Linked DNA regions of Homo sapiens: region 1 is linked to region 2. The links are chromatin contacts, found by Hi-C or POLR2A ChIA-PET in ENCODE. All regions are on one chromosome and are shown on one strand. The core of a region is the stretch at or near the end of the contact, and the rest is flanking DNA. Distances in the headings are between cores, read along the strand shown.

What was found. A loop is a pair of places that touch in the nucleus more often than their neighbours do. ChIA-PET counts read pairs that join two places held with the same protein, here RNA polymerase II (POLR2A). Pooled maps may share reads with other maps.
Region 1: a map of mammary epithelial cell shows a loop between it and region 2 (2.4-fold over the local background). The contact joins two enhancer-like sites. A Hi-C loop is called at or near these places in 3 of 168 maps with a recorded cell type or tissue (MCF 10A, PC-9 and mammary epithelial cell) and 1 of 50 pooled maps. POLR2A ChIA-PET finds 5 or more read pairs at or near these places in 1 of 52 experiments (PC-9).

What each region holds. Positions count from the first base shown.
Region 1 is chr7:46,454,858-46,459,885 of GRCh38, forward strand. No RefSeq gene overlaps it. Among named protein-coding and RNA genes, the nearest start is that of IGFBP3, 540 kb to the left of the region's middle. Within about 2 kb of position 1,559, at least 2 of the 41 ENCODE cell types and tissues checked have a DNase peak (open chromatin) inside an H3K27ac peak, as active enhancers do.
Region 2 is chr7:46,565,066-46,570,198 of GRCh38, forward strand. No RefSeq gene overlaps it. Among named protein-coding and RNA genes, the nearest start is that of IGFBP3, 650 kb to the left of the region's middle. Within about 2 kb of position 3,431, at least 3 of the 41 ENCODE cell types and tissues checked have a DNase peak (open chromatin) inside an H3K27ac peak, as active enhancers do.

The DNA of each region.
Region 1 (5,028 bases), core at 309-2,808, 110 kb before region 2:
TTTCAATCTTCTAAAGTCCCCCCACTGCTTATACTATAGCAGCCAAATTCTCACAGCCCAGAGCTTGGCTTTCTACATTCTGCTCCTGGCAAGCTCAAGCTCTGCAGTTCCGTCTCCTTCTGTTTTCCCGTGGCTTCCCAGGCTGCTGTTCAGTCTTCCTGGAGTCACTCCTGATTGTCTTGTGGTTGCTTGCAGCCTCCTTCTCTGTGCACATGGCATTTTCTGTGCCAGAAACACTGCTAATCTATTATGAGCCTGGTCAGTTTCTGCTTATTCTTCAAGTTCCCTCTCAAGGGGACACTTCTGTAAGTCTTCTTTCAGCATCCTGAGTGGAATTGATTACCACCTGCTTCATGTGTCTTATGACCTTATGGAATCCCTCTCACAGTCCTTTTTCATTGTAATGTCCATCTGCTCCAAACAGACCGTGCTCTTCAACAGTGAGGACTAGGATATACTCCATAACCTAGCCCCACACCTGCAGGAATAGATGTCTTAGTTTAGATTCTACCTAAAAGTAGATCCTGAAGCAAGATCTTAAGTGCAAGAGGTTCCGTTTGGAGGTGATTCCCCAAGAAGCACAAGAGAGAGAATAGGGAGGTGAGGCATGGGAGGAAGGAAAGCTGTAAAGGCTACTAATCAGTGGGTCATCCCTCCAGGCAACTGGGATTCAACTGGACAGGGTGCACCTGAAGAATCATATAGAACATTCCTCATAATACACTAAATCTTATTTTGTCACATCTTATAAATTTATCTTTTGAAGTCAGTCCAAATGAGAGTGGTCTTCAATTCTACATGACCTCTATTTAGATACTGGAAAATAGCGAATGCGCTCTCCCTTTAACCCTAACATTGTCCACAGCTTTGACAGTCACAAACTCTTCATCATAGGGTCTCACTTTTACAAACTCATTCCATTTTATGGCTGTACCATATAAAAATAGTGCCAAGGGCTAACACGGTGAAACCCATCTCTACTAAAAACACAAAAAATTAGCCCGGCGTGGTGGCCAGCGCCTGTAGTCCCAGCTACTCTGGAGGCTGAGGCAGGATAATGGCATGAACCCGGGAGGCAGAGCTTGCAGTGAGCTGAGATTGCACCACTCCACTCCAGCCTGGGCGACAGAGCGAGACTCCATCTCAAAAAAAAAAAATAGTGCCAAGGATTACCCACGGTGCCCTGGAACCTAAGCATGCCAAGGTGTGTGGTGTGGCAGAGAGTACCAGACACTTCTTTGCCCAGGGCTCTAATCAAGCTGCTGGAGTGAAGCCAGTTGTCGTAGTCCATTTGACTCACACACTTCTTGGATCCAATCTGCACACCCGAATTTTGGCTTATGATATATATCAACCTGCATTTCTTCTTGGTTTTCCTTGTAAAATGTACCTATTACTGTGCTTCACAAGAATTCTTGAGAATCTATTCAGTTTAGCCCAGGCACTGTGCCTGGAGTTAGAGAAACAGACACAGACTGAACAAGGGCAGGGCCTGTGAGGTGCTCACACCACGGCAGGAGTCCAGATGTGTCCAGGGTCAGAAAAATGCTTAAGGGAAAGGCTCAGCTGCAGACATGGACAGAGTGTGTCTAGAGACTGAACATGCAGCATAGTCACGTGAGACTTTCCCACTGGCATCTAACTTAATGGAATGTTATGCGTCAGTGTTATGGAATTGCACATGAGCCAAGAGAAAAAACATCCCAAAGATTTTGGTTTTAAGTATTCAGAATATGTGTTTTGCTTACCAAGCCAAGCTATGCTTAACCATGGTATCTAGAAAGGATTTGTTGATTTCTAGATATTCAGTGATTCCATTATTTAATATAAAGGAGCTAATAATAATAAAATAGCTAATTCTTAATGGGAGAAGTATGTAAAAGAAAAATGTGAAATAATTTGCATCAATATCATTAACTTAAAAGATAAAATTATTGAAACATTTATTTTTCTTAGTTATATAATATTTGAGTTTTGTTTAAAGAGCATGTATTATCTTTATAAATCAAGAAAAATACAGTAAAAAGTAGAAAAACAGAAAATTCAAAGACATAAAGAGACTCACAATGGTGACTCGCAGGGGAAGGCAGAGAAGCACAAATAAAATATTTATTATTATATCTCACATCTTGAGTGTTCATTGTAACTATTGTGTTAATTGGTACTCTCCCTGTAAACACCCCACGAGTTCTTACTGCCTGTTGCACAAACAACTCCAATTGACTAAGACCACAGCACTTCGATAAAGAGTTTAATTGACATGAGGCCAGCCATGCCACCTGGAAGACAAAGTTATTACTCAAATCAACTCCCCCAAAACTTGGGGGCTAGGGTTTTTCCAGAATAGTTTGGCGGGCAAGGGAATGGGGGTGTGGATAGTGGTTCTCTTCTGGGTGGGGCCACAGGATGGCTGGTGGGTCCAGGTGGAGCCATCATCATTAGAAATGCAAAAACCTGAAAAGACATCTCAAAGGCTAATCTTCAGTTCCATAATAATGATGTTATCTGCAGGAGTAATTAGTGAAATTTCATATCTTGTGACATCCGGAATAATGGCTGGTAATTGTTTTTAAGTCTATACCTTGGCAGAATTCAGGCTTCTCATCCATCTAACCTGATGGTTTTTCACTAGCTTTACAAAGTCAGTTTAGTTTTGGGGAAGGACTATTATTATTATTTAAACTATAAACTAAATGTCTCCCAAAGTTATCTTGGCCTAAACCCAGGAATGATTAAGGGTAGTTAAGAGGTTAAAGGCAAGACAGTTTTGCTAGATCAGATCTCTTTCACTGTCATAATTTTCTCACTGTTCTAATTTTGGCAAAGGTAGTTTCATCCCAGGAGCTTTAAAAGTGCTCACAGAAGTGTGTTGGGACTGTAGGAAAGTTTAAATTTTCCCGTTGAAGTCTGGATAATTTGAATATATAAAACAAACTGATAATAGACAAATTAATAGGAAAAATGGCATGCAAATATATTACATGCACATGTGTAAATGGAAGTCATAAAAAATAAGAAAACTCAAAGAAAGGACCAGATGGTACAAGTTTCATCCATCCTGAGGTTACAGAAAGAAGAGGGGCTTGGAATAGGGCAAGACAGGTTATGGGAAAGGGAATAAAGGAAAAGTGTAGGGCAAAAGCAGTTGGAAACTTCACGCAGATGAAACCCCAGGTAGCAGCCCTCAGAGAGAGTAGATGGTAATCAGTGGTAATGGTTTTCATCAGACCATTAAGGGTATCAGACTCTCAGTTAATCTTTTCTAGATCCAGACACAGGGGCCTCCAGAGAAAGCCTACTTGCATCCATTGTTTATTTCACTTTATTTCCTCTACTGAGGAAATTTCCCCCACAAAAGACAGCTTTGCAAGGCTACTTTTATCTGCAGGACCTCTGAACAGCCATCTCAAAATATGTCAAAGAAGTATATTTTGGGGTTAAATAGTTTTGGTTTCCTTTAGGACCATTAGAAACTCCTAGACTAGTCGTAGTAGCAGTAATAATAATAATAGTTACTAACTTACAGAGAAGTTTGCTTGATCTTTGCAGATATGGGAATTGTAGCCAAATATTATTCTTGATACTTTATGAAAAGGCAAAAATTGCCCTAGAATGAGTGTAATAAGATGTTAAAATGGAACTTCTGGCTGAAATATAAAGATATCAATTTCCAAAGTAATGTGTTAGACAAGATTTACAAAACATGTGGCCAAAAACTGGTTAGAATGGCTTTAATGAAGAGGTTGGTGGGGCAAAAAATAAACAAATAAAAGTGTGTGTATGCACTCTTGTGCTCCACACCCATAGAGAAAAGTTAAAGAAACAAAATTGAGCTTTTATAATAAAATCCGAATTAGCATGCTCTATGGGAGAGGGTTGATTTGCAGCCATGAGAGTCAGCATAGATTGTATTGATCTTGCCTTCTTGGCCTGGCAAAAGTCCTCAGTTTGCATGTTAAAAGAAAAACTTTGAATACATTAAATTTAACAGAGTTTAATTGAATAAAGAACTATTATCAAATTGGGCAGCTCCTAGAACTAGAATAGGTTCAGAGAGTCTCCAGGGCTGCCAAGTGATCAGATAACATTTATGGACAGAAAAAGGAAAGTGACGTATAGAAAATGGAAGTGAGGTACAGAAACAGCTGGACTAGTGACAGCTTGGAATTTGCCTTATTTGAGCATGGTTTGAAAAATTGGCCAACTGTGAGTGGATGCAATGCAGCCACTGTGATTGTGACTTGGCTATTTTTTAAGATAGTAGATTCTAGTCTATTTATATATCTAGTTAGGTGTAACCATGTATGGAGAAACCTTTAGCCTGAACTTCAAATGTGTAAAAAGACGGCGTTAGGATAAATTTAATTTAACAGTATGTCTGCTCTCCGATTGTTACTGGAAAGGAGTCCTAATCCAGACCCCAAGAGAAGGTTCTAGGATCTTATGTAAGAAAGAATTTGGGGCAACTCCACAGAATAAGTTGAAAGCAAGTTTATTAGAGAAGTAAAGAAAGAACAGAATGGCTACTCTATAGGCAGAGCAGCCTTGAGGGCTTTGGGCTGGCTATTTTAAGGCTTATTTCTTGCTCATATGCTAAAAGAAGCATGAATTATTCATGAGGAAATAGGCAGTTTCTGGGAAAAAGGTAGGGAATTCCCAGAGTGGAGGGCATCTCTTCCTTTTAGACCATATAGGTTAACTTCTGGGCATTACCATGGCATTTGTAAATTGTCATGGCACTGCTGGGAGTGTCTCTTAGCATGCTAATGTATTATAATTAGCATATAATGAGCAGTGAGGAAGACCAGAAGTCACTTTTGTCACCATCTTGGCTTCAGAGAGCGTTAGCAACTTCTGTACTGCATCTTGTTTTATCAGTGGGGTCTTTATGACCTCTAATTTGTGCCAGTCTTCTAGCCTTCTATCTCATCCTGTGGCTAAGAATGTCAAACTTCCTGGGAATGCAGCCCAGTAGGCCTCAGCATAATTTTACCCAGCCCCTTTTCAATATGGGATCTCTCTAATTTG
Region 2 (5,133 bases), core at 2,181-4,680:
TTTAAATGCATTTCATTAACCCGTTGCCTGCATGCAAATTCTCCATCTTCTGAGCTTCCATTGCCCTTTACTTTTTTGTCTAGTTTATTGTTTTGACCTATGATAAATAGGTACATGGTGGTGTGGGGGTGCGAGAGAGAAAGAGGCAGCTGTATCTCTTGGAAGCAACTTGAAGAGAGCAGAAATAAATGTGTGTTTCTTCTCTTAGCCTCTAATAGCTTTTGCCATAGTGAATTATACAGAGCAGGGCTCAAATATGACAACTTGAAAATGTCTTGGGTATGGAAGAGAACAGATCATGCAAGGAGCTGTTGTGGCTTTTTCAGAGGGTGTGGCTATGAAAGTTTCAGAATCTGAATGTGATTAGTTGGGTGGAGTGAGGTGGCGTAGTTCCCTCAAGTACCTGTCAGCCAAGCCTCATATTTCTCAGGTATCTAATGAGGCAGGAATGTTGAGCGTGATCATGGGACAATTATACACCTCTTTCCACTTACAAAGCCTCTGCTTATCAGTATTTAATGATTTATTTCAGCCTTGCTAGGCCTAATCAAGACAAGACACATTTTGCACAGTGCATCTAGGCAAATGACAAAAGAGAGGGCAGCCACTGCCTCTGTAACCTGGTGTATTTCATGTGAGTATCACATTTCCTTTCTCATCATGTGTTTTTTTCCCCAAGTGAATTATGAGATCACTGGGTATATTTCATTTTATCAGATGTAGATGCATTTTCTTTATCCTCTTGAAACATATTTTAATCTAGTCCATTAATAGAATTTAAATAAAGCCCTTTGAAAATGACTAAGTATTGTGCAACAGGAGAAAAACTAAGTACATTCTGAGCTAGGTCTCTATTCACAATTTGCACGTAAAGTCTAGCAGGTAATGAGCTTAAGTTCAGTTACGTGTTTGACTAGGAGGCCTGAGGACATCAAGGAGAGTAAACATGTAATATAAAACACATGTAGATAAACGTAAATATGTGAGCAAATTCCTCAGCATGTAAAAGTTTAAAAGTATGTATATAAAGCCCAAATACGTAAACATACTCTTTAAGAATATTTTAGAGATTCAATTGCTGGGCATAATTTACAGCCCAGGTATTTCAGCCATTTGGCTTGTAGATGAAGGAAACAATCACAAGCAGAATCAGTGAATTACCTACCATCCTACAGGAAGTTAGCATAAGTCATGAGCTTCAGAACTTAAGCCTGAGTGAGTGTTCAGGCTCCCTGTCCTGTTCAATGTGAACTGTATCTGTGATTCTCAATTCTCTACTTATTATATCCATAAAGCAGTTTTTCAAAGAATAGGAGTCCTGACATTATAAAAGCACTCCCCTCCTTTCTTAAGAAGATGGCCTATCTGGGCAGGCATTCTGCTCTATATTTATCATTTGTAACATGTTTAGAGACAGCAATCCTTGACTTTGGGGAGATCGTAGAATCCTCTGACTATCTCATGAGACATTGGCATCCTCTCCTTAGAAAAATAAGCTTCGGTGCACACACTCAGCTTTTCCTATAATTCCTAGGGAGGGGAGCAAAGATTTCAAGTTAAGAAAACTTAGGATGTCATCACTTTGTCAGTGATCTTCCAAATTATTACCATCTGAATTGAGCCTAAGAAACTGCCATTTAATAAAAAATGTAATGTCTGGAACACGGGAGCTGAACAAATGAACAATGAAGATTACTTAAATGCTGGATTGTGCCTTTAAAAGCTGCCCAAATGTTGCAAATTAAGAAACAGATGGTTCAGGTGTTTATAAGTCTCCCTTCAATTCTGCCTTGTAATTTGGTCCAGCCTTGCGGGGTGCTTCTTAGTTTCCTCTTACCTCTTTCTGGTGTTAATGGATAATATATTACTGTAATTTCCAAATGGGAGCCCCACCTGGCCTGATAAGAGTGACGCCCTTGTTTAAGACACATATCTTCAGAGAATACAGTCTTCGGTGCCTACGTGTGAACATTTATGTATATATATCAATAACTATATTTAACATTTGTTTCTGATCTCATGGAAATGAAAGTATCTTCTGTGCTTCCGCTAAATACAACTGTCCATCCCCTATAACTACTATGACTTCTTCTACCATTCCTGGTACCACTAAAGATAATGCCTTCTACTTCTTTTCACTTGTGACATCCTATCCCCTTCATGGCCTGGATTACCTTATACCTTTTTCATGAAGATTTTGTGGCTTCTTCCAACAGATTTAACTGTATTTCTGCTCTAGAACTGACCTTGTTTTTTTTCACATGTTATAAGTTGTCCCCTCCATTGAGCTGTAAGCACATTGGGCTTAGGGACCAAATATCATCCATCTCTACATCCCCACAACCCCGGGGAACTCCATAAGCCAGAGAAACTTGGAAGCCGTAGATTATGTAAAAATTCCTGTTACAGAATGTTTACTGCATTGAAGAGGCTGATTGGTTTATTATGTGTGAAAGAGTCACCCCACAGATCTTTGCTGATGGCCCTTTTACGTCGGCAAATAAATAAATGAAGGACTGACTGAATGAAAAGGAGCTGTGGAAACAAGAGGTAAACTCGATAATGAGATTCCTTAAAAAGAATCTCCCATACTATTTTGGGATAAGAGAAACCATCAGCCTAGCATAAGCCACTTTTCCTCTAAGAAACTTTAGAAAATTAAGACAAAATATGGGGGGGAAATATGATATGGCGCTCATAATGGATGGCTGGCTTCCCTCAGATGACCTCCTAATAGGCAGTCTTCCATGAAGCCAAGAAAACTGTGTTGCTCTGTTATTATAGGACAATGACAGCTACTGGCCTTGTTTCAATGATTATAGCGCTTCTTCATCTTTGCTGGCCCGGAGCTGTGAGCAGTGTGAAATAGCTCCGGTGGGGTATGCATCTTTCTCCAGTCTAGGAGATAGCTCCCCTGGGTCTAGGTGGGAAGGTGTGTAGGGATCAAGGTCAGGCTTCAGTCTGTGGTGCAGCAGCTCCCTTGAAACAGCCTCGCCTATCACAGGCTGAGCCAGCCAGTCAACAATGGCTTTGTTTATTGCATTCCTACTCTGTAGCTAGGTCTAGGGACGCATTCTGGGGTATTCTCCTCAATTCAACATGTTCTCTCCTCACTCATCTCCATACCACGACAAATGATGGCCAGCTAGGGTCACTTTTTCTAGGGACAGTCTTGAGTCATTATTTCTCAGATGATATTAACTCACTAATAAAAATAAATGCTTTTTGGAAGTGGGAAACATTGAATTGCACTTTAAGAAACAAGGTGCTGGGGTTAGAATAAGGAAGAGTACATTTATACCAGACCCTGAAGGATAGATAGAGCTTTTGAACACCCTCTGGGGTGGGGGAGTATGTGGGTGTGTTTGTATGGGGAGGTAGGTGGGGCTCATGTACCTGGAGAGCTTACATTACAGGGTGAGGTGCAGGCATGAAGGTACAAGAGTTACAGGCGGGTCCCAAGGCAGTCCAAGAGTACAGAGCTTAAACAGTCCTGAAAACTGGGAAGACCTCAAGTCTGACCTTAGTTCCAGGAGTTCATGACAATGTCTCTATAAAATGGGCATCCGGCCCCTCCCTTCACAGGGTTGGTGTACGGATGTGAGGTCATGTTCCTAACTTGGCAGGCAGTGGGCAGTCCTGAGAGGCAGCTACCACTATTTTAATAGACACATCCCATCCGAGTTTATCAGTTATTTTGATTGTCACCACAGACATGCAGGCCTCCTTAACCCCACATGCCGTTCTACAAAGTGCGTTTGTTTGTTTCTGCTCAGGAACATAACGTGAAGGAGCTGAAGAAAAAGGCTGACCCTGAGCTCAAGGAAGCTCAGCTGTCATCCCGAGTTTCCAATATTTTATAGAGCATGTGGATTTATTCATTGCCATTGCATGTGCTGTCCTGGCCTCTCCACTTGCCTTGAGCAGCAAGTTGTGACGAGGGCTCTAAACATGATCATACAAGACTGTCTCTATCTTCCGTCTCTGCCGCATGTCCTTGCCCCCAGCAATGGACACAGGGAGCCAACAAAGGCAACTGAACACATCACACTCTTGTGGATGGAACCTGAGAGGGAAAGGCAATGTAGGCCCCCAGTGTGCTCAGGCCATCCTGCCTGGGGTACAGCTTCTGAAGCTACCTGCATGGAAGAGGACAGGCAGGGACTGTGACTCAGAGGCAGAGCATTTTGTGGGAGTGGTGCTGGGGGACACAGTGCGATCCAGGGCTGCCACAGACACAGTGCAGCAGGCAGGAAGCTAACGTTCTGGATGGCTGCACAAGAAATGCAGAGGCTGCTCAGGGATTCAAACTTCAGCCTTGAGGTTTGTTCTGGAGTGAGGGGAGTAATCCAATCAGTGGGCAAGGCAGGCAGTGTCTGTTCAGACTTTCTTCAGAGACCAGCCAGGCTGCCCATCTGCCGGCTGCCCTATCAGTGCAACAAAACCTTTTAAGGGGGTGATGTCAAGGTGAGGAGGAGAAGCAGAATGGAGGTGCAAGGCAGACCCAGGTTTGAGTCACAGGGGCAGTGCAGGTGGCAGGGACAGAGACACCAGCCAAGCCTGGGGGTGGGTGCTCATGTTTCTAGCATTGTGCTCACTGCCGGGGCCTGCTCAATCCATGGTGACCTGATGCAGACATCATGAGGATGTGGACCTGGGGGACCCCAACTTGCCCTGGAGACATCTTGGGGAACAGATATGTCATCTTCCTATGCCTCAACCTTTGGCTCTTCTACCTATTGAATTTTTACTGGAAGCAAAGGATTTACCTGTGAAACTCTAAAAACACGAGAGTAGCCCCTGATACAGGGGAGAGCCCAGCCTCCAAGCTGGATCGAGGAGGGGGTTGAACTCCAGAACCTTTCGTTTGCCACCTCCATCTTTAGGCAGTCATCAAGCTCAATTGCTTTCCTATTTATTTTCATACAGATGAAGATTATATGAACTGTTTCATTTATTATGTAAGTCTGAATGAGATAACTGGTATGAAGCACTTAGACTCTAACAGAAACTCAGTCATTTTGAGTGTGCTTCACCTCTTTTTCTTCTTAAATTCCAGTCCACCTGCCTTGGTCAGACTTCTTGAAGATAAATCAAGCAGTTTTCTGGAAAGGAGCAAACAGTGAGTTGGGC